2 separate regions of the Mus musculus genome follow, and region 2 is linked to region 1. A link is a loop called in an ENCODE intact Hi-C map of the cell type or tissue named here. Cell type or tissue: gastrocnemius. All regions are shown on one strand. Each heading gives the region's core, and the rest is flanking DNA. Links, peaks and the distances in the headings are about the cores only.

Region 1 (10,016 bases), core at 998-8,997:
ATACTCCTAATATTCACACTCACATTACCTAGCCTCTTTCAAATCTTAAATATCTTACCTTATTTCTTATAAATAGATTGGGGGGAAAGGTAAAAACCTCAAAGAGTAATAGAAATGTATTAGGTTCCTATTCCTCATCTCTGAGTATAAACCAGCATCTATGAAAGCTGTAATAAGGGCAGGCTGGCCGTGTAGCCAGGTAAACACCCGCTTAGCATCCTGAGGCTCTAGCTTCGCTCCTCTCCTCAGCGTGGGGTGGGGAAGGTGGAGATCCGCTGGCTGCTTTGTAATTTTTCCTTCCGAAACCTCGGGAACATGCAGCCGTTGTAGCCATCTGTCTGCACTGGGCTGTTTTCCTCCAGAACGGGACCCTTGTTTAGCTCTGCGAGTTCCTGGTCCCTTCAGCAGTGCTTGTCACGTGCTTGCAACGACAAGGGAATTCTTCAATCATGCAATTCAAGGCACTGTGTAATTTAAATTAGAAAAGGTTTTAAGTTAGCTACAGTAAAGAAAAAGTAAAAAGGTAGTAAAATGAGATGTTTTTAATATTTTACTTAACTGAAATGTTGTCTGAACAGGCACTCAATATTAGGCAATTTTGTATGTGTCCCCCTCGCCGGTGACTTGTGGTTCTGGGCATGCATGTATTCAGCATATCTCAGCTTAGGCTTGCCCGATTTTAGTGCTCCTCACCGTGAAAGGGCGGTCTATCTAAAGGGGCAGTGGGAGGCAAGGCTACAGTAGCAAAGTAGGGGTCATCGTCAAATGAGGAGTCTGCACTATAGTCTACAGGCTGTAAACCCAAGGGGGGAGTAAGCCTACAGGCTTTCAATGGTGTGTTTGGAGATCAAGGAATGGGGCTCAAGCAAGAAGCATGTTAGAAGGTTGCTAGAGTGTGCAGGGAGGGAGGGACAAGAACCTGAACACAGGGAACAGACCAAAGGAAGTGTGTGTGTGTGAGTCACTCAGCCAGGAGACCATTACCATTTGGCGGCACTCTGATCTCAAGAGAGAGTGGAGTAACCTAAGATTTCTTTTTTATTGGGTTTTTACTGCTGTCCGTGAGATGATAATACTGTTAACCAAAATGCAAGAGAGCAACTTATAAGGGCTGGGTGAACTCAGTATGAGCTGTGCTGACCTTGAGGTGTCTCTGAAAGAGGCCATAGGTAATCCTAGTCTAACATGGAAGAGTGCCCAGAGACTTTAGCAAGACTGTGTAGAAACACTTTGGAAACTGGAGGAGCTACGAAGCCTGAGGGCACGGTGGAGGGAGAGACCTGACAGCCCCTCCCTCTGGAGGTGGCTGGGGTTGAGGCTGAGATCAGAGCTGCCCCAATGCAGATTTCAGCCAAGCACTGTTCTGTTTATGTAGCACTGGGTCTCAAAACGTCCTAAATTAAAGTTAGGTGCTAACATTTCTATACATGACCCACACTTTATATTTCTTCTAAATTTTAAGGGTTTTTTTTTTGTTTGTTTGTTTATTTGTTTTAATAAAAGAAGTCTGGGAGGAAGAATCAACAGTGTGGGTAGTAACGGTCCCTGGAAGTGTGCCTTTCTCTACATATGTCTGCTTCATTTGTCACAGGCTCAGTAGACATTTGAGCCAAGGATCAGGAGTTAATGAACATGCAAAGGTAAATCAGTGACAGATTATGGAGAGCTTTGACCAGCAGTTGGAATATAGGATGTAGGCTGTAACAAGCAACTTTTGAAGACAGAATTAGTGAGATTAACGCCCTATATAGGAAGATTATTCTGAAGCAGTGTGAAAACAGAGACGTTTAAAAATTACCATTTTTTATTTTTAATTAAAATTTTTAATTATTTATTGCTACGTGTGTGTGTGTGTGTGTGTGTGTGTGTGTGTGTGTGTTTTGCCTGCATGTATCTCCATGTGCTGTGTGCATGCCTACAGGGGTCAGAAGGGGTATCAATCCCCTGGAACCAGAGTTAGGCACAGCTGTGAGCTGCCTTGTAACCCAGGTCCTCTGAAAGAGCAGTCAGTGCTATTAACTGCTGAGCCGTCTCTCCAGCCCCAGTGACCGTTTTTTAATGAAGAGAAATGAGATATACCACTTCCCCATTGCCACATTGTTACTTGGGCTGTTGAGCTTGGTGGGAAATTTGCTTGCAGTCTCCTAGAACTCCAGTGGATGCTTAGCTTATAAGGGACAATGAATGCTAGGGTCAATATGGAAAAGTCAAACAAAATATGCTTCCTGGCTATCTGTGGCTCAGAGGTCACCATAGACACCATTTTACTAACCTTTAGGAGAAGAGAAAGACTCTTTATTTCCCTCCCCCATCTTCTACTGCACAGCCAGTATCCAAAAGATCCCGTGTAAAAGGATGGTCAAAATAAATATCTGTTCATTAACTGTATGCTAGCCACTCCTCCAAGGTGGTGTTAGTGTTGGCTAAGGCTAGGGTTTTGCATGTGCTTTGCAGGTGTGTCAGACTGTCCTAATTTTTAACTTCTCTATGCATATGTTTTACTTGATTCTTATAATCACCCTTGAAATAGCTACTGTTGCTCTCTCCATATTGTAGACAAACCGAGATCCTAAATCATAGCTCAGCCATGGGGCTTAGGTTTGGCAGTCTGAGAGATCTGACCACTACAGATTGTTTTGTGTCTGTATTTACTGGCATGGCACACGGAACTTACACTTCCATGTAGGAAGCTCTGGTAGGACATATTGCAAGGGCATCAGTTTTGTTCTGGTTCCCAGAAGAAATAAAACTCCAAAGATGACCTTCAGCCATCTTCCAGGGGGCAGGTAATCTTCCAGGTCTCCAGGCTCCTTTAAACAAATAGTGTGTGCTGACCGATCTGTTTACTAAAAATAATAATTATGGTAATAACTCATCTTTTGAAGTTTTGGTCTTCTGAGTCAAGGTCTTGCTGTACAAGCCAGGCTGCTCTGGATTGTACTATGCAGCCTTGCATTCTTAAACATTCCCTAGTCTGCCAAGGGCTGGGATTCCAGCGTGTGCCACCACCCTCAGGAAACTCATTCCGCTTGTGCAAGCTAAATCACGATAGATTTTCTTGATATGTTTTTCTAGATCACGGACTTATCACAGGAGCTGCTTTTAAATGTTTTGATTTTGAAGGGGGGTTGGAGTAACATTGTGGAGGGAGACAGAGCACATTTGATGTTTAATGATGCAGGCCTCCAGTCTTGTGAGGTTGCCTCCTGTACTCAGTGCAGTTTCCTTTTTCTTGACCTACAGATGAACCATGTAAAGGAAAGGTTTCAAGATGTAAACAACAAAGAGGTGCTCTTCATGTGCATTGGCATCACTTCAGGAGTTGGACGGCTTCTCTTTGGCCGCATTGCTGACTATTTGCCCGGTGTGAAGAAGGTCTACCTCCAGGTACTCTGGGCTCTCCTTCCCCTGTAGATGCAGGTTTGCCTACAGGTCCTCTCTGGGCACTCCTTCCCCTGTAGATGCAGGCTTGCCTGAAGGTCCTCTCTGGGTGCTCCTTCTGTAGCAGACTTCGTTCCTTGCACCTAGTGGTGCACTTGCACTAAATGTACCTATATGCATATATGCTGTAAAGATGTTAAATGCATTATAGAATAGAACTTCTGTAGACAGGTATTCTTTTCTTCTTTTCTTTTTTTGTTTGTTGAGACAGGATTTCTCTGTGTAGCCCTGGTTTTCCTTGAACTCACTTGGTAGACCAGGCTGGCCTTGAACTCAGAGATCTGCTTGCTCTTCCTTCTAAGTGCTGCATTTATGAGCTTGCTACTGTTACCAGCTTGCATATAGATTTTCAAGGACAAAGTAATCAGATTGCCTGCTAGGTGATATGGAGTGTGCTTAAACAGATTTTGATTCCAAGATTATTATTGACGGTCAGCTTGTAGTTGACTTGAGTCTTTCTTACCAGAACTCTGCAGCTTGCTAGATGTTGCAGAGCTCAGCACATTCTGTGATCCCTGGTTAGTAGTCAAAGGTCTTAGGGGACATGATAGTACAGTATTACAGCTCAGTGCGATAACAACTCCCTGGGAAAAAGCTGAATCACTAGTGAGGGTCTAAAGAGTATAAAGACATGAGAGCTACTTAAAGAGCTGGGATGTAACTTAGTAATAGCGCTTACCTTACACGCACACAGCCCTGCTTTGTTCCCTAGCATCACAGAAAAGTGGTTTTCTATAAGTGAGTAGGTAACTAGATGGAGACAGACGGAGATAAGGAAGAGAAGAAAAGAATGTCCTAAGGAGGGAAACCACAGGGTCCATAGATGTGTATATGTGTGTGCCTGGGAAGCTGGGCGCTTGAAAGGCATAAAGGAAGAATAGTAGAGGGTATAGCTGGAGTAAAGCCGGGTTAAGAAGACATTTATGGGCATGAAACTTGATGACCTTCCACACATAATGCTGCATAGAACCCTAGCATCGGGGACAGGGCGGGGGTGGGGTGGGGGGTGGGGGGTGGGGCATAGGCAAGAAGATCAACACAAGTTCAAGGCCAGACTGCTCTACATAGCAAGTTCCAAGCCAGCTGGGGTTACACAGCAAGACCCCACTTCAAAAAACACAGCCAAACAAACAAAAATGAAAGGGGATGAATGTTATTCGTCAGTCTACCTCAAGTCACTGTAGAGTTTTAAGGCAGGTACTGACATGAGCAGTGTTTTATGAAGATCAATATGGAAATTGGGAAGGAAAGAATGCAGTGGAGAATGGAGCAGCAGGAGTTGACAGTTACAAAAGGCCACATGTTGAATGGTTCCATTGATCTAAAATGTCTAGAATAGGCAGATCACTAAGAAGGTAAATAGGTGGTGGTTGGGGGAGTTGATAGTTTCTTTCAGGGGTGGTGAAAATGGTCTAAACTAAGATACGAATGTTGGTCTAATAATACACATAAGCTGGGTGGGGTTTATAGCAGCATTTAGAGGCAGTGACATGTTGCACAGATGTAAATTGGAAGTTGCTGATGGGGTCTAGATAGGAAAAAAACAAGGGAAAGCCATTGGGATCAAGCAGTAAATCAAAGGTACAGAGAGCAGGTGCCCGATGGAGCCACTTACGCTGGCCACACCCGAGATCTGTCGCTTGGCTAATGGTGGTTTCATCATCCTGTGAAATTAGAAACTCAGTAAATCCAAGGAAGACAGACTGTTTGTCTTTGCCACATTTGTGTATGGTACCTGTAAAACAGCCAAGTTGAGCTTGGAGCTCGTGGGTGGGTAGAAGCACTGTGGGACTTGAGCATTCAGGCTGCCAGGGAACTGCGAGGAAGGGACCAGGTTGGTAAGAAACATCTGGGAATAGAGTGCTCCTAGGGATATCAGGAACTAGTGGAGTGACTGAGTAAGAGGCCATCGGTGGCCACACAGATGAGTAAATGGGAATATAGGGAACCACATCCAAAGGACGGAAAAGGAGAGCCAGAAAGGGAGTGGAGGATTGATCATGACAAGTTGTGTGAGCAGTCTCATAAAAGGTGAAGTCTGGGAGCAGGAAAATACGTGGCACGGGTGTGCATTACAGATAAAGTACCTTCCCTTAGTCAGCTATAGTAATGCCTTGTACACGTTTAAGTAGTTACATTAGCAACACTGTGATGACCTAGATGATGAACGGAGTGTTCCACATGCACCATCTCCAGTCCTTGCCTGGCCCTTCAAGGAAGGCATAGTTCTTTGCTTCCACTTACAGATATGAACACTTGGGAACAGGGTCTGCCTTGCTGTGGGTCCAAGCAGACAGTCATGGGCCAGCATCTGTTACACAGCTAGAAGGAGGTGGAGACAGCGGCTGCCATCTGCCTCCTCCCACCAGTACTGGGAGTGAGATCCAGGCCTCGTTCATATTTATGTACTCTTATTAAATGTAGAGCCAAGTTGGGCACAGTGAAGCAGGCCTCAAATTCCAGCACTCGGGAGGCAGATGCAGGCAGATCTCCAAGTTCAGGGCTGGCTTGGTCTATGTAGTAAATTCTAGGACAACCAGGGCTATGTAGAGAGACCCTGTCTCAAAAGGGAGGGGTTTTGAAACAGCTCCATGAGTACAGCTATGGGCCTCAAACCTGATGGCCTGAGACTGATGCCCAGAATTTAGGGAAAGGAAGAAGGAAGAGCAGTACTCGACTAAGTTGTCCCTGGTCTCCACATGTGCTCTGTGGCACATACTACCCCCAACCCTACACACCCTGGGCAAGGCAGCTCACACCTGGATCCAGTACTCATGGGGCAGGGTTGCCAGCCATGCCAGGCCAGCCTGGCCTTCAGATTGAGACTCTGTCTCAAATAGTATGGAAGTCTTTATTTTACGACAGTCTTTCCACTCTTTATAATACTTCATTGTAGATAGACTTAACTAGCATTTTGCTGATCAGTTAGGTTTGTTTTCTAATGTCGAGATGCCCTCTTCTGGACATCTGTTGCACTGAAGACTTTCAGCTTTCATTTTGTAAAAATAATTCTGAATACTTCCTATGCTCTTAGACATTAGCCCAGGTAGAGTGGCACAAACAGGACAGACAGGGTCCCTGGGTTCTTAGCACAGCTCATAGCTGGGAAAAGTTAGGTGGTTTTAGACCTAGCAAAGGAGACTGGAATGGAGGAAGGTGGGAAGATGGGAAAGGGCAGTTATCCATGTCTTCAGAACCAAGATTGGAGATTTTACCTTACTGGAGAATGTTGGTATAGTTTTCAGTAATTTAGGGTTGGTAGCTAATTGGCCCACAACTGTCACACAAACATGTCCTGGTCTGCCTTGAACTTGTCTTGCGGTCTGGAAGGTGAGGAAGAAGCCAGCCATCTTGGAAATTTGCCACCTTTATTACCTACATATGGTCCCTCTCCTGCCTACTGAGGTGTTTGTCAAACTCCTAGTCCTCATATGGACAACATGTCCATATGTGTGGACTCAAGTGCCCTGGACTCTTGTGCTCATCCTGCGTGGGGTACAGAATGGGCTGAGGGTAGGAGGGCTCATGTTCATGTCCGGCTTCGTGTGTAAACTCTCTCTTCCTTTGAAAATGACAGTGTTGCTTAAGCTGTTTTTCATTTACTTATCACCAACATTTTACATGAGGGTATGGAGTTTACCAAATGTTTAGATAGAATCCAAGTACTTAACTCTGCCCAGACTGAATCAGAGGCCCTGCAGTCTCATTTCGGCTGGCACTGCTTTGTGTGGCCTGTTCTGTGCAGAAAGTCAGCCATGTTCCCTCACTCTCCTCCTGTATAGGAAGCACCTCCACAGCACTGCCGGCCCTCAGCGTCAGGAGCATCAGTCAGTCAGTGCCGGATGAACAGCCCTCGCCGCCTCTCCCGTGGCCACAGCCTGGTTTGGTTTGCAGCCTCCTGGCCAGAGGCTGTGACTGTCTGGAAACATTGTGTTAAGTAAGGGTGTTAAGGGCAGCAACTGAATCTGACTTGGTCAGATCAGTGATGGATCTGCCTGGAAGGATGCTTATGCTCGCTCAGGTGGAGCTTAGCTTCCCATGGAGCCCAGGGTCTGAGGAGAATAGGTCAGTGTTGTCTCTCCACAATGCTGTGCTTAGGAGAAGAAAAAAAAAGCTTGTGTAATGAAAAACTCATTTGTCTTCCAAACCAGGTTCCGGTATTGACAGATCAATATTTGTTCTGCATATTTGATATTTATTTGCAAATGATAAGGAAGTACTGATCCTCCTGTGTGGACCATTTATCAAACCTTGACATGTGCTTCCTGTGACCAGGAATCTCTGCACAAAAAGGACAAATATTTATTCCTCACAGCAGTTACATTCTGACCAGCTTGGACATAAACTCTACAGGGAACTAGCATTTTCCTCCCTTATCTCCTTAGTTACTGCCGAGGCAAAACACGGCTCTCAACTCAAAAAGAGTAATGTATTCTGGAGCTAAACATGAGTGACCGTGGTTCCAGAACATAGACTAGGTTAGTCCAAATTCCATGCTTCTAAGTGGGGATGTTTGGTGAGGTGTTTACCGCAGCGGAGCATTCTTAAAGCATGCCACTTTTCAGACGTGTTAGAAACATCAGGCAGGTAGATTAAAGCCAAGGGAGGAAATGGAAGCTCCAGGCCTCACGCCCTATCTCAGGGCATTCACAGCCACTTGGTCGGTGGCATTGGTACACTGAAGACAGTCACAAAGATATTAGCTCACACATAGAGGAGGGCAGGAAATGTCTACAAAAGAGCTAACAGTGGCTCTGGACTTGTAACATTCTAACTCCAACATTGTTGAAGTCCTAATAAGTTAGTTGGCCTTGGGCATTTCTGGTGGGGGGTGATGGGGAGTCAACTTCTTCCTGAGAACTTTCCTTCAATACAAATAAGGTAAAAGGGGGATGGAGAGATGGCTTAGAGGTTAAAAGTACTGACTACTCTTCCAGAGGTCCTGAGTTCAGCTCCCAGCAACCATGTGGTGTCTCACAACCATCTGTGATGAGGTCTGATGCACTCTTCTGGTGTGTCTGAAGACAGCAACGTGGACAGTGTACTCATATACATAAATAAATAAATCTTAAAAACAAAAGACTTAAAAACACACAAACAAGGTAAAAGGAACTAGGCATTGCTCTGAAGTGCTCAAGGAAGTGCTGTCTGTGTGAAGAACCTTGGAGTTCAATCCTCAAAGGAATACAAATTTATTTTATTAAATTAATCTTATCCTTTTTCATTCTGTATGTATATTTTCTCTGCATGTATACCTGTGCAGCACAAACATGCCTGGTGCCTGCAGAGGCCAGAGAGAGCATCAGATTCCCTGAAACTGGAGTTACAGATGTTTGTGAACTTCCATGTGGGCCCCAGGAATAGAACCCAGGTCTTCTGGAAGTGCAGCTAGTGCTCTTAACCACTGAGCCATCTCTCAGTTCCAAGTTAATAAGTCTTACAGTAGGCATGATAGTACATCTGTATTACTGTACTCAAAATACTGGGGCAAAGGGACAGCCTGGGATTTATTGCTACACCATATCTCACAGGAGCAGCAATAGTAATAAATCTTGGTCAAATAGCTGAGAAAGAAAGAACATAAGTTAATATAGGTTAACGAGAAAAAAGGTCTTGCACTTAGGTAAAGATTAAGAAATGCCCCAGATACGGAGTCTCTGGACACCCACAAGGAACCACACAGGATTCCCCACGGGATCCTAAGACCTCTGGTGAGTGGAACACAGCGTCTGCTCCAATCCAAGCGCTCGGGACCTGAGACTGCATTAATTAAGGAAGCAGATAACCCGGCCTGAGCAGGGGCACAAGTCCCTTCCAGTTCACTCCAGCAGCGGATTCCTTGTGCGCGGAGTTTCTGGACACCCCCAAGGTCCTCACAGGACCCTCCACAGGATCTTAAGACCTCTGGTGAGCGGAACACAACTTCTGCCAGGAGGCAGGTTCGAACACCAGATATCTGGGCACCTTCCCTGCAAGAGGAGAGCTTGCCTGCAGAGAGTACTCTGACCACTGAAACTAAGGATAGAGCTACTCTCCCAGGTCTGCTGATAGAGGCTAACATAATCACCTGAGGAACAAGCTCTAACCAGAGACAACTATAAAAACTAGCTCCAGAGAATACCTGATGGCGAAAGGCAAACGTAAGAATCCTACTAACAGAAATCAAGACCACTCACCATCATCAGAACGCAGCACTCCCACCCCACCTAGTCCTGGGCACCCCAACACAACCGAAAAGGTAGACCTGGATTTAAAAGCATATCTCATGATGATGGTAGAGGACATCAAGAAGGACTTTAATAACTCACTTAAAGAAATACAAGAGAACACTGCTAAAGAGTTACAAGTCCTTAAAGAAAAACAGGAAAACACAACCAAACAGGTAGAAGTCCTTAAAGAAAAACAAGAAAACACATCCAAACAGGTGATGGAAATGAACAAAACCATACTAGATCTAAAAAGGGAAGTAGACACAATAAAGAAAACCCAAAGTGAGGCAACGCTGGAGATAGAAACCCTAGGAAAGAAATCTGGAACCATAGATGCGAGCATCAGCAACAGAATACAAGAGATGG
Region 2 (10,016 bases), core at 756-8,755, 140 kb before region 1:
TAGGAGTTACAGATGACTATAAGCCACCAAGTAAATAAATGCTAAGGAAACCAAGGCCTCTGCAAGAGCTGCTACTGCTCTTAATTGCTGAGTCACCTCTCCAGTCCCTATAGTTCTCCAGATTAAAAGAGATTCAGGAGAGGGTTATAATGTTGTTCCAGGGAAATGTTAGTGATCCGCCAAAACACACACAGGAGCCAATCTGATGCAACTCACATCAGGGTCTTTATTCTAGTTGAGCTAGCTCGCCGTACCCCCAACCCCCCACCCCAACGCACCACTGTCATGAAGGACAGTTTTGGTGGTGGGGGAGCCCCGAATGTCTACTGGGTCAGGGCTTTATAGGAAGCAGCAAGCAGGGAGTCCATGAGCAAGCATCTAAAGCTATGGCCTTTAACTGTGGCCTTTAACACAATTGGCTGGTGCTGGGACTCATATCATAAACTTAACTTCTGTTCCCCTCTGCATTGGTGGTCGTTAAGCAAGGGGTGGGCTTGTAGCCAGGGGGTGCAGGTTTGCTGGCATAATAACCTGAAGAGGCTGGTCTTAGTAATTTGAAGGCACTGGTTTTGTTGGGGATTAGCATAGGGACTGGAGCTGTTGTAACCCCTGAATTACTGATACTAGACTTTAGTGATGTACAGACAGTTTGCCTCTGCATTCCCCGCCAGAGACTCCCATCCTCTCTCCCCCTCTCCTGTCATTAGAATTGCATGCAACACTTCTGAGGATAAGCAGCAAAACTCCAGGTGCCTGTCCTTGAGATCTTAGAGAAATAACAAGCTCAAGGGAGACCATGGAAAAAAAACGGTAAACAGAGGTCAGGTCACAGACAATTACAACTGGCCATAAAATTAGTCCTTGAACTCATTATCCCCTCCCGCTTCAATACTATCCCACCCTCTACTCCCCTTTTCTGTAAATATTCATTCACACTATTCCTATAATGTATATAAACCCAATGTTTTCTGGACTCAGGGTCGCTTGTCAGCATTCATGCAGTTAGTGCTAGGTGGGCGAACCGAGTTCAAACTTGAAAAGACTCTTTTATGAGTTGCAGCCGACTTTGTAATTCTTGGGCTCCTCTGGGTTTCCCGTGAACTCAGGACACAACAGAGCTAGGCTCCGGTTTTGTTGGGGGGTAACATGGAAACTAATGCTAGGTGCCAGCCTGTTAGTTTACCTGAGTTCAAACTTAGGTCAGGTTCTCTAAAAATGGAGTCTGAACTCAACAGATTTGGCATCTCGTCAGCACAGTAGTAGACAGCTTGCTGAGCATCCGTGAGGCTCTGCGTATTATCTTCCATGCCTCAACAAACTAACTAACCCACCAACATATTACCACAAGTGCAATATATTAAGATGTTTCAAACTGTGAATGGTGGCACATGCCTGTGTTCCCCAGAAGTTGGGAGGCTGAGGGAGTGGGAGTACTTGAGCCTAGACACCAAAAAGGAAAATGAACTAGAGTTGCTTGCATTATTGGCTTGATAGATCAAAACCCACAGCTCCCCTAACCCCTTAATTTCTTTAAGGTCTTGTTTTACAGCTCAAGCTGGCCTTGAGCCACCCCTCCCCCATCCTCCTGGTTCTGGGACTATAGGTGCATGTCACCGTGCCCAACAGGTTTTGTTTTCTCTGTTTTTCCTTCTTAGTCTGAGGATCAAACCTAGAACCTCATATAAGTCAAGAAAGCCCTCATCCTCATAATCACATCACTAGCATGAGGCCAAAGTTTAAAGCCACACTATGTGTCATTTTGTTGGCCCTTTTTTTTTTTTTTTTTCTGTGCTTGAGATTTAAGCTGGGACTTTGCACATGCCAGGCAAATGCCCTACAACTGAGCCACACCCCTAATCCACAGCACCCATGCTGCATTATCCAGTGATAGTGATATATTTTGGGGGACGGAAGTAGGTATTAGTAGGGCACGTGTGCCATAGCACACTCAGAAGACACCTTGTAGGAATCCCTTCTTTCCACCCCGGGGGTAGCTCAGGTTGTCAGACCCGCTGAGCCATCTCACAGGCTCCTATAACGTTTGGAATATTTCTTTTTCATTCATTGTGTCACCATCTGGCCCATGAGTTCCAGGCCCATTTATCATCATATTCATAGGTCTTAGCATGGTGCCTGGTATCTAGGACCTATAGAGTTTTTAATTCCCAGAGCCAAAGAATGTAGCTCTTTGGCCCCTCTACTATGCAAACCCTCTATTTCCTGTAAGGTCGGGAGCGTCTCTGTATTTAGTCCTGCATTATCTCTGCATGGGGTCATTTTGCTTCAGATGTCCTAGGCTGTTTACACTTCTCTTCATAACTTTTTTCAAGATTCTTATAAGATATTTTATTTGACTTTTAATTGTGTTCATAGGTATGTAGCCATGTGCACATAAGTGCAGCTGCACACAGAGACCAGAGGCATCGATCAGATTTCCTGGAGTTGGACTTACGGGTGGATGGAGGGCTGAGCACTTATCCACTGAGTCACTGCTTCAGTTCCCAGGACTCTGAACATGATTATCTGCCAGTGATAGAACAAGGCCCCGAGGCTCAATGTTTAGTACTGGGGAAAACATTGAAATATAATTACTATGATATCAAATCTGAAATTTATGGGGCCTTTCTGGGTATTCAATATACGGACAAGTTGACCTTGTTAGGCCATGTACTCCAAACTGCCCACAGATACTTGATGGGGGTGTGGGGTAAGCATGGTCAGACAGACAGAGAGACGTGGAATGGACATGAGGACATGCCAGGAAGCCTGGGCAGGGGTGAGGTGGGTAGGTGTTTATTGGCCTACTGGATCAAGCTCCCTGCCCAGAACCAGAAAACAAAGAAGACAGAAAGCAATCTTGTTTCCCTTTTCGCCCTTGCAGGTGGGTTACCCGGCCCTGCAGTGAGAGGGTACTCTCACCTTTTGCACTCTTGCCTCTGATGCAGCTCTGGTGGATAAGCTTCTTGCCTACAATCACTGTGTTCACGCGAGGATCTAGCTTCCCTGGAGAGAGTCACTACCTGCAGCTTTACTTATAAAGAAACGGCCACTGCTGCTTGCTGCCTGGCTCAGGCTGCCCTCCATGTTCTCCAAGGTGCACTTGCTTTCGGCCTTTGCAGGATCCCAGAGGAAATGTGCCAAACATCCTTTACTTGATAAAATAAACTCTGATTACTAATTCACTTAAAAGTAAGCCAGGTGTGGTGCCACACAACTTTAATACCAGCACTTGAGAGGTAGAGGCAGATAGTTCTCTAAGAGTTTGAGTCTAATGTGATATACAAACATGGTGAGTTCTATAAAGGGGGCTGTGCTAGGATGATGTGGTGAATCCTGATTGAAGGAGTTCTTCAGTGTAGCAAAATAGTGAATTTTAATTGTTGGACTCTGTCTTAGGCAGGGTTTCTATTGCTACAACTGAAGAGACACGGGCAACCTGCGTCTGTGCTTTCTTGCTGCTCACAGAACTTTCCCCTCACCCCTGCTTTTTCCTGAAGATAACATGGGGCTCCCCTCCCCTCCTTAGCCTTTCAGAGAGGACCTGATCTGGCACTAGAATATTGCTATACTGTTTTCATAGAGACACTCCCTAATGACACTCCCCCCCCCCCTCCACACACACACACCGGAACAACAGATGCGGGCTTGAAAATAGACAAATGACAGTCTCTCTCACCCCGGAGCACCGAGGCCAGCACTCTCACTGATATATGGCTAAGGAAGGAAATCCAGCATCCACAGACAGCTGTGGTTAGTTGTGAAAGCACACTAGTTCCTGATAGCACCATAAAGTTACTTCCCAGGTTAGAAGAGCTCCTCTTCCCAGTTGCAGGTGCCCTGTGGGGGCCGTGATAGGCAGCCTATTTTGGTTGAGTGGGGCTTGCTCCAGTGACCCAGTAGAGAACTCTACAAGGGACAGAAAAGCGAGCCACGTTCCCTGAAACCACAGAGCCTCCAATTCCATAATTCTGTGACTATCAATCACTAAGACAATGTCCCAAGCTTCTATCATTCTGGCTAGACCCCACGCCCACAGTTACCTGACTATAGCCAGGTATGCTCCTCCCCAGGCCTGCCTACCATGCTTGAACGATGGGTTAGGCTTCTCCTAATGAGCTGCCCTCTCTCCTTGCCCACTGCATCGCCCGGGGCGGCGGGGGATGGGGTTGGGGGTGGGGTTGGGGGTTGGGGGCGGCCGCGGCATTCTGTTCTCAACTCCTTCTCAGTATCTAGTATCTAGTGTGAGATGCCTGAAGCTGGGAACCTGGTGCCTAAGACTGCCCCTTGTCCACCACCCACAGAGCTGGGGTCAGTGGCTTCACACAGCCAGACACCCACCCTGGGCTGCATGGAAAGTGTGTGGCAGTCTTTCGCGTCCACTTGCCCAGAGCACCAGAACTCTGGCAGGATGCAGGTTTTCCCCCTTTCCCTCTTTTCCCCACACCCATGGCCCCGCAGTGCCCCACTGCCTGAACAAACGTTATCGTGTTTGAAAGATGACTTCCCTTATTACCTCCCCCGTCACCCTAAAACCCAGAGAATCCCTGATTATGCTCGTATAAAAATGCCAAACCTCTAGGCTCGGGGTCGAATTCCTGTCCTGCGCAGTGGGAAGGTTTACGATCTGAGTCTGACTCAAATTAATAAAAGACTCTCTTGTTTCACTACATCTGGTCAGCGATTCTTAAGAGTTCCCCTTGGGATTCCGCTGTGACCTGGACACAACATTTTGGGAGCTCGTTCGACCAGGATTCCCCAGTGGATCTTTGGAGTCTGCAATCCGGAGAGTCCAAGGCTGGCAAGCGAGTATGGTGAGTGTCAGTGTTTCTGTATTGTTCCCGTCTGTTCTTTCTGGTCGTATTTTGGCATAGGGGGCGGGGGAAGCCTCGAGATAATGGTGTAAACTAAACCACAAGAACTGGCTAAAGCGGATACACTGGAGAGTCATGGCTGCAGGGAACAGGAAGTCGTTCCTGACCCCAGGTACAGGGTGGATGAGGTACCTGCCCATCGGCTGGAAGTGTTCAAGGAGAGACCATATCCACCTCATTTCCACTTTCTGAGGTGAGAGTCTGTGAGTCCTAGTGCTTGAGTTTACTTTTGTTTCCAGTTGCGACATGGCTATTTTGTTCGTGTGGTTTTGTCAGTGGTGTTTCTGGTAGTGTTTAGTCTCTTGTTATACTGAACGGTGATGGATGCAATGGGACAGGTTAACTCTCACTCTCTTCCCTCCTATCCTCTTAACACTGTTTTAGCTCACTTTAAGGACGTGAAAACCAGAGCTCACAATCTCTCGGTGAACGTGAATAAGAAGAAAATGCACAGGTATTGCAGCTCAGAGTCCTACCTTTGGCCACCAGAGGGGACCATCCATCTCCCCACGGTGCTAGCGGTGGAAGACAAAGTGTTTCAGAAGGCACAGGGGCATCCAGAACAAGTCCCCTACATTACAGTCTGGAAAGATTTGGTTGCCAAACCACCACTTTGGGTGAAATCTTTCCTATTGCTCCCAACTAACGCTTTTTTGCTTCCAGGAACCATGCCCGCCTTGATGACAAATGAACAAAAGCAGGAAGTCTCTAAGTCTTCAAAACTCCTCTATCCCATTTTACAGGACGGTACACCAAAAGAAGTCATTTTCCCACTACCTTACACTCAGACACCAGCTCTGGCCAAGGCAGCAGCCCCTGCCTCAGCTGGGACTCCACCTGTGCCTGTGACCTTGCCCAGGGGACCTGCACATGTGTTCCCATGCTGCCTTTGCTTGCAGGACCTGCACATGCATTTCCACCCTAGGGGATTCTCCCAGCAGAGCCAGTGGTTTCTGAACTGACTCTATTCCCGCCCATGTATCCCTCAGAGGGAGTGCCCCAGGTTTCAATAGTATCCACCTCGGGATGGAGGGAGGTCCAGCTCAAGGGAGCAGGCTTGTCATGGCACTGGCCAAGGCTGTAGAACCAGAGGCAGAATCCACTCTTACTCCCCCCCCCCCCCCCCCAGAGCAGGGCCAGTTGATGAACAGGGAAATGAGCCCCATTGGTATTGGCCTTTTGCTACTGCTGGTCTTTACAATTGGAGAATAGAGCATTCTAGGTTCTCTGACAACCCTAAAGAGCTCATTGGTCTCTTAGACACCTCAGCCCACCTGGGATGATTGCCAACAATTGTTGCAGATTCTCTTCAGAACAGAGGAAAAGGAACGAAATCGTTCTGGAGGCTTGGAAGAACATTCCAGGCGCCAATGGCACTCCAACTCAGAACCAAGCCAATATTGATGAGGGGTTTCCTCTCAGGAGACCAGCCTGGGATTACAATATGGGGACAGGTAAGGAACGTCTCCATGTTTATCACCAGTCTCTAACAGCAGGTCTCAGGGCAGCTGCCAAGTGGTCCACTAATTTGGCTAAGGTTTATGATGTCAGGCAGAAAGATAATGAAAGCCCTGCAGAGTTCCTTGAGCGGACTATGGACACTTTCTGCCATTATACACTCTTAGACCCTGAGGAAATGGAGAAGTCTAACACAGTGTTGCTGGTGTTGATAAATCAGTCAGCACCTGACATTAGAAGGAAGTTACAGAACTTAGAAAGACCAGGGGAGAAGTCATTGAGAGGTTTGGTGGAGGATGTGGAGAAAGTGTGCCATAACAGGGAAACGAAAGAGAAAAAGAAGATCCAGGCAGGGAAGATAGTAAACAGAGATCTAGCCAAAGTCCTGCTAGCCAATGGTAACCTGGACCAGAGAGAGAGAGAGAGGAGGCGCCAGCTCCAGAACATTGCAGAGGGGAGAGAACCTGGAGGAGGCCACTGGCCAGAGCCTGGAGAAGGCTGCCAATCAGCCTTAGGTAAGAACCAATGCGCTTATTGTTGGGAGCAAGGACACTGGGCTTGAGAATGCCCAAAGAAAAAGCCCCCAAACAAGACTACAGGCACCTCCTGAGCCCAGGCTAACCCTTAGAGAGAGAGAGAGAGAGAGAGAGTGTGTGTGTGTGTGTGTGTGTGTGTGTGTGTGTGTGTGTGTGTGAAGCCTTTAGATTTCCTAGTGGATTCTGGAGCCCAACACTTAAGGCTTAAGGTGCTCACGAAGGCTTAAGGGCCATTGTCTAATAAGAAATCCTGTGTCTCAGGAGCCACAGGCATCAAACAATATTCATGGGCTATCCAAAGAACAGTGGACTTGGGGATGGGTTAAGTGTCTCATTCCTTCACAGTTATTCCTGAGTGCCCACACCCTTTACTGGGGAGAGATCTACTAGCCAAAATGAGAGCCCAGATTCATTTTGACCCTGGGGAAATTCAGCTAGCAAACTGCAACAGAAATCCAATCCAGGTGCTGACACTTGACCTGACCTCTGAGGCTGAGTATAGACTAAATGAGTCACCAGCTGCCAGCGGAAAAAGTCCTGGAGGCCTGGCTGGCAGAGTTTCCCCAGGCGTGGACAGAAACTGGAGACATGGGGTTGGCAAAACACTGACCCCCTGTATTTGTGGAGCTCAAGCTGGGAGCAGACCCAGCATGGGTCCAACAATATCCTATGTCCCAAGAGGCATGAAAGGGGATCACTCCCCATCCGGAAACTGTTGGCCTTGGGAGTCCTTAGGCCATGCCATTCAGCCAGGAACACCCCATTATTGCCTGTGAAGAAGCCAAAGTCCAATGACTACCGCCATGTCCAAGATCTATGGTAAGTTATCTTCAGGGTGATGGACACACATTCTAACCCTTATACTCTGTTGAGCTCTCTACCTCCAGATAGGAAATGGTATTCTGTTCTGGACCTAAAGGATGCTTTCTTCAGCTTACCTTTGGCTCCCAAGAGCCAGAAATACTTTGCCTTTGAGTGGTACGATCCTGAAAAAGACATCAATGGACAACTCACCTGGACTCGCCTGCCTTAAGGCTACAAGAATTTACCCACTATTTTTGATGAAGCTCTGCATGAGGACCTGGGTGATTACAGAGTCAATAGAGCAGATATAACCCTTGTGCAGTATGTAGATGACCTTTTAATTTTAGCAGAAACCGAAGAGGGATGCAAGGAAGGGACCCAGAATCTTCTACAGGCTCTGGGGAACATGGGATATCGGGCGTCTGCCAAGAAGGCACAGCTCTGTAAGACTGAGGTCACCTCTCTTGGCTATATTCTAAAGGAGGGCCAGCGGTGGCTTTCTACAGCAAGAAAAGAGACCATTCTCAGCATACCCAACCCCTAGAGCCCAAGACAGAGAAGAGAGTTCTTGGGGTTCACAGGCTTTTGCAGACTATGGATTCCAGGTTTCGCAGAAATAGCCACCAGAGAAGTCAAAGACTTTGTTTGGACTCAAGATCATCAAAGGACTTTTGAGAGAATAAAGTAGGCCCTGCTGTCGCTCCTGCTTTGGGGCTACCAGACATCACTAAACCATTTCACTTATATGTTGATGAACAGAAAGGAATAGCTAAAGGGGTCCTGACTCAAACTTTTGGACCATTGAAATGGCCTGTGGCTTATTTGTCAAAAAAAATTAGAACCAGTGGCAGCAGGATGGCCACCTTGCCTGCATATCATTATGGTTATGGCATTACTGGTTAAAGATGCAGATAAATTGACTTTGGGACAAAATTTAGCCATGACTACCCCCCAAGCAATAGAAGGGGTACTCAAACAGCTACCTGACAGATTGCTCAGTAATGCCCGCATGACTCATTATCAGACCTTACTAATCAATCCTGGCTGAGTTACTTTCCAGCTGCCTGCTTCCTTAAATCCTGTGACCCTTCTCCCTGACCCTGACCCTGACCTGAACCACCTGCTCCACCAGTGCAGTGAAATCCTAGCACAAGTACACAGTACTTGACCTGACCTAAAGGACTCACCTCTCCCAGGAGCAGAGTGGACTTGGTTCACAGATGAAGCAGTTTCATTTGAGAGGGTTGCAGAAAAGCAGGATCAGCAGTGACCACAGAAACGGAGGCAATTTGGATCTAGTCTCTTTACCCAGGTCCCTCAACTCAAAGGGCTGAACTGATAGCGCTATCCCAGGCCCTTATCATGGGAAAAGGGCTAGCCGTCAACATCTTTACAGATAGCCGGTTGTCTTAGTCAGGGTTTCTATTCCTGCACAAACATCATGACCAAGAAGCAAGTTGGGGAGGAAAGAGTTTATTCAGCTTACACTTCCACATTGCTGTTCATCACCAAAGGAAGTCAGGACTGGAACTCAAGCAGGTCAGGAAGCAGGAGCTGATGCAGAGGCCATGGAGGGATGTTACTTACTGGCTTGCTTCCCCTGGCTTGCTCAGCCTGCTCTCTTATAGAACCCAAGACTACCAGCCCAGGCATGACACCGCACACAATGGGACCTCCCCACTTGATCACTAATTGAGAAAAAGTCTTACAGCTGGATCTCATGGAGGCATTTCCCCAACTGGAGCTCCTTTCTCTGTGATAACTCCAGCCTGTGTCAAGTTGACACAAAACCAGCCAGTACAATTGATTCCTTGTCAACTTGGACACACAAACACATCACTATTAAGCCTCAACTTTTACTTTCTTATTCATCCTCAAGACCTAAATAACTTTAAAAGTTCCAAGTCTTTGCAAATTCTTAAAATTTCAATCCCTTTAAAATATCCAATTTCTTTTAAAATTCAAAGTTATTTATTTATTTATTTATTTATTTTACAATGAAAAAATTAACTGTGGGCTCCACTAAAATACTTTCTTCCTTCAAGAGGGAAAAATATCAGGCTGGCGAGATGGCTCAGCAGGTAAGAGCACTGACAGCTTTTTTGAAGGTCCTGAGTTCAAATCCCAGCAACCACATGGTGGCTCACAACCACCCATAATGAGATCTGACACCCTCTTCTGATGCGTCTGAAGACAGCTACAGTGTACTTAATGAATAAATATTTAAAAAAAAAGAGGGAAAAATATCAGGGCACAGTCACAACCAAAAAGCAAAATCAGACTCCAACTGTCCAATGTCTAGGATCCACTCACGATCTTCTGGATTCCTCCAAGGGCTTGGGTCACT

What was found. Peaks named below come from ENCODE experiments on the same cell type or tissue, not always from the same donor. Only the 100,000 strongest peaks of a DNase experiment are listed, where the experiment ranks them.
Region 2: it touches region 1 in a loop (2.5-fold over the local background); 6 of 42 quality-filtered maps call a loop at or near these places.

Annotation. Positions count from the first base shown.
Region 1 is chr10:40,049,858-40,059,873 of GRCm38, reverse strand. It overlaps Slc16a10 (solute carrier family 16 (monocarboxylic acid transporters), member 10), which reads left to right. Exons shown (of 6, transcript NM_001114332.1): 4 at 3,244-3,387. Among named protein-coding and RNA genes, the nearest start is that of Mfsd4b1, 30 kb to the right of the region's middle. In gastrocnemius, for the core only: a CTCF peak has its summit at 6,404 (motif pointing left); DNase peaks (open chromatin) are centred at 5,863 and 6,224; H3K27ac peaks cover 4,860 bases.
Region 2 is chr10:40,186,410-40,196,425 of GRCm38, reverse strand. No RefSeq gene overlaps it. Among named protein-coding and RNA genes, the nearest start is that of Gm31992, 27 kb to the right of the region's middle. In gastrocnemius, for the core only: a CTCF peak has its summit at 5,355 (motif pointing right); no DNase peak of the experiment used is centred there; H3K4me3 peaks cover 850 bases; H3K27ac peaks cover 3,302 bases.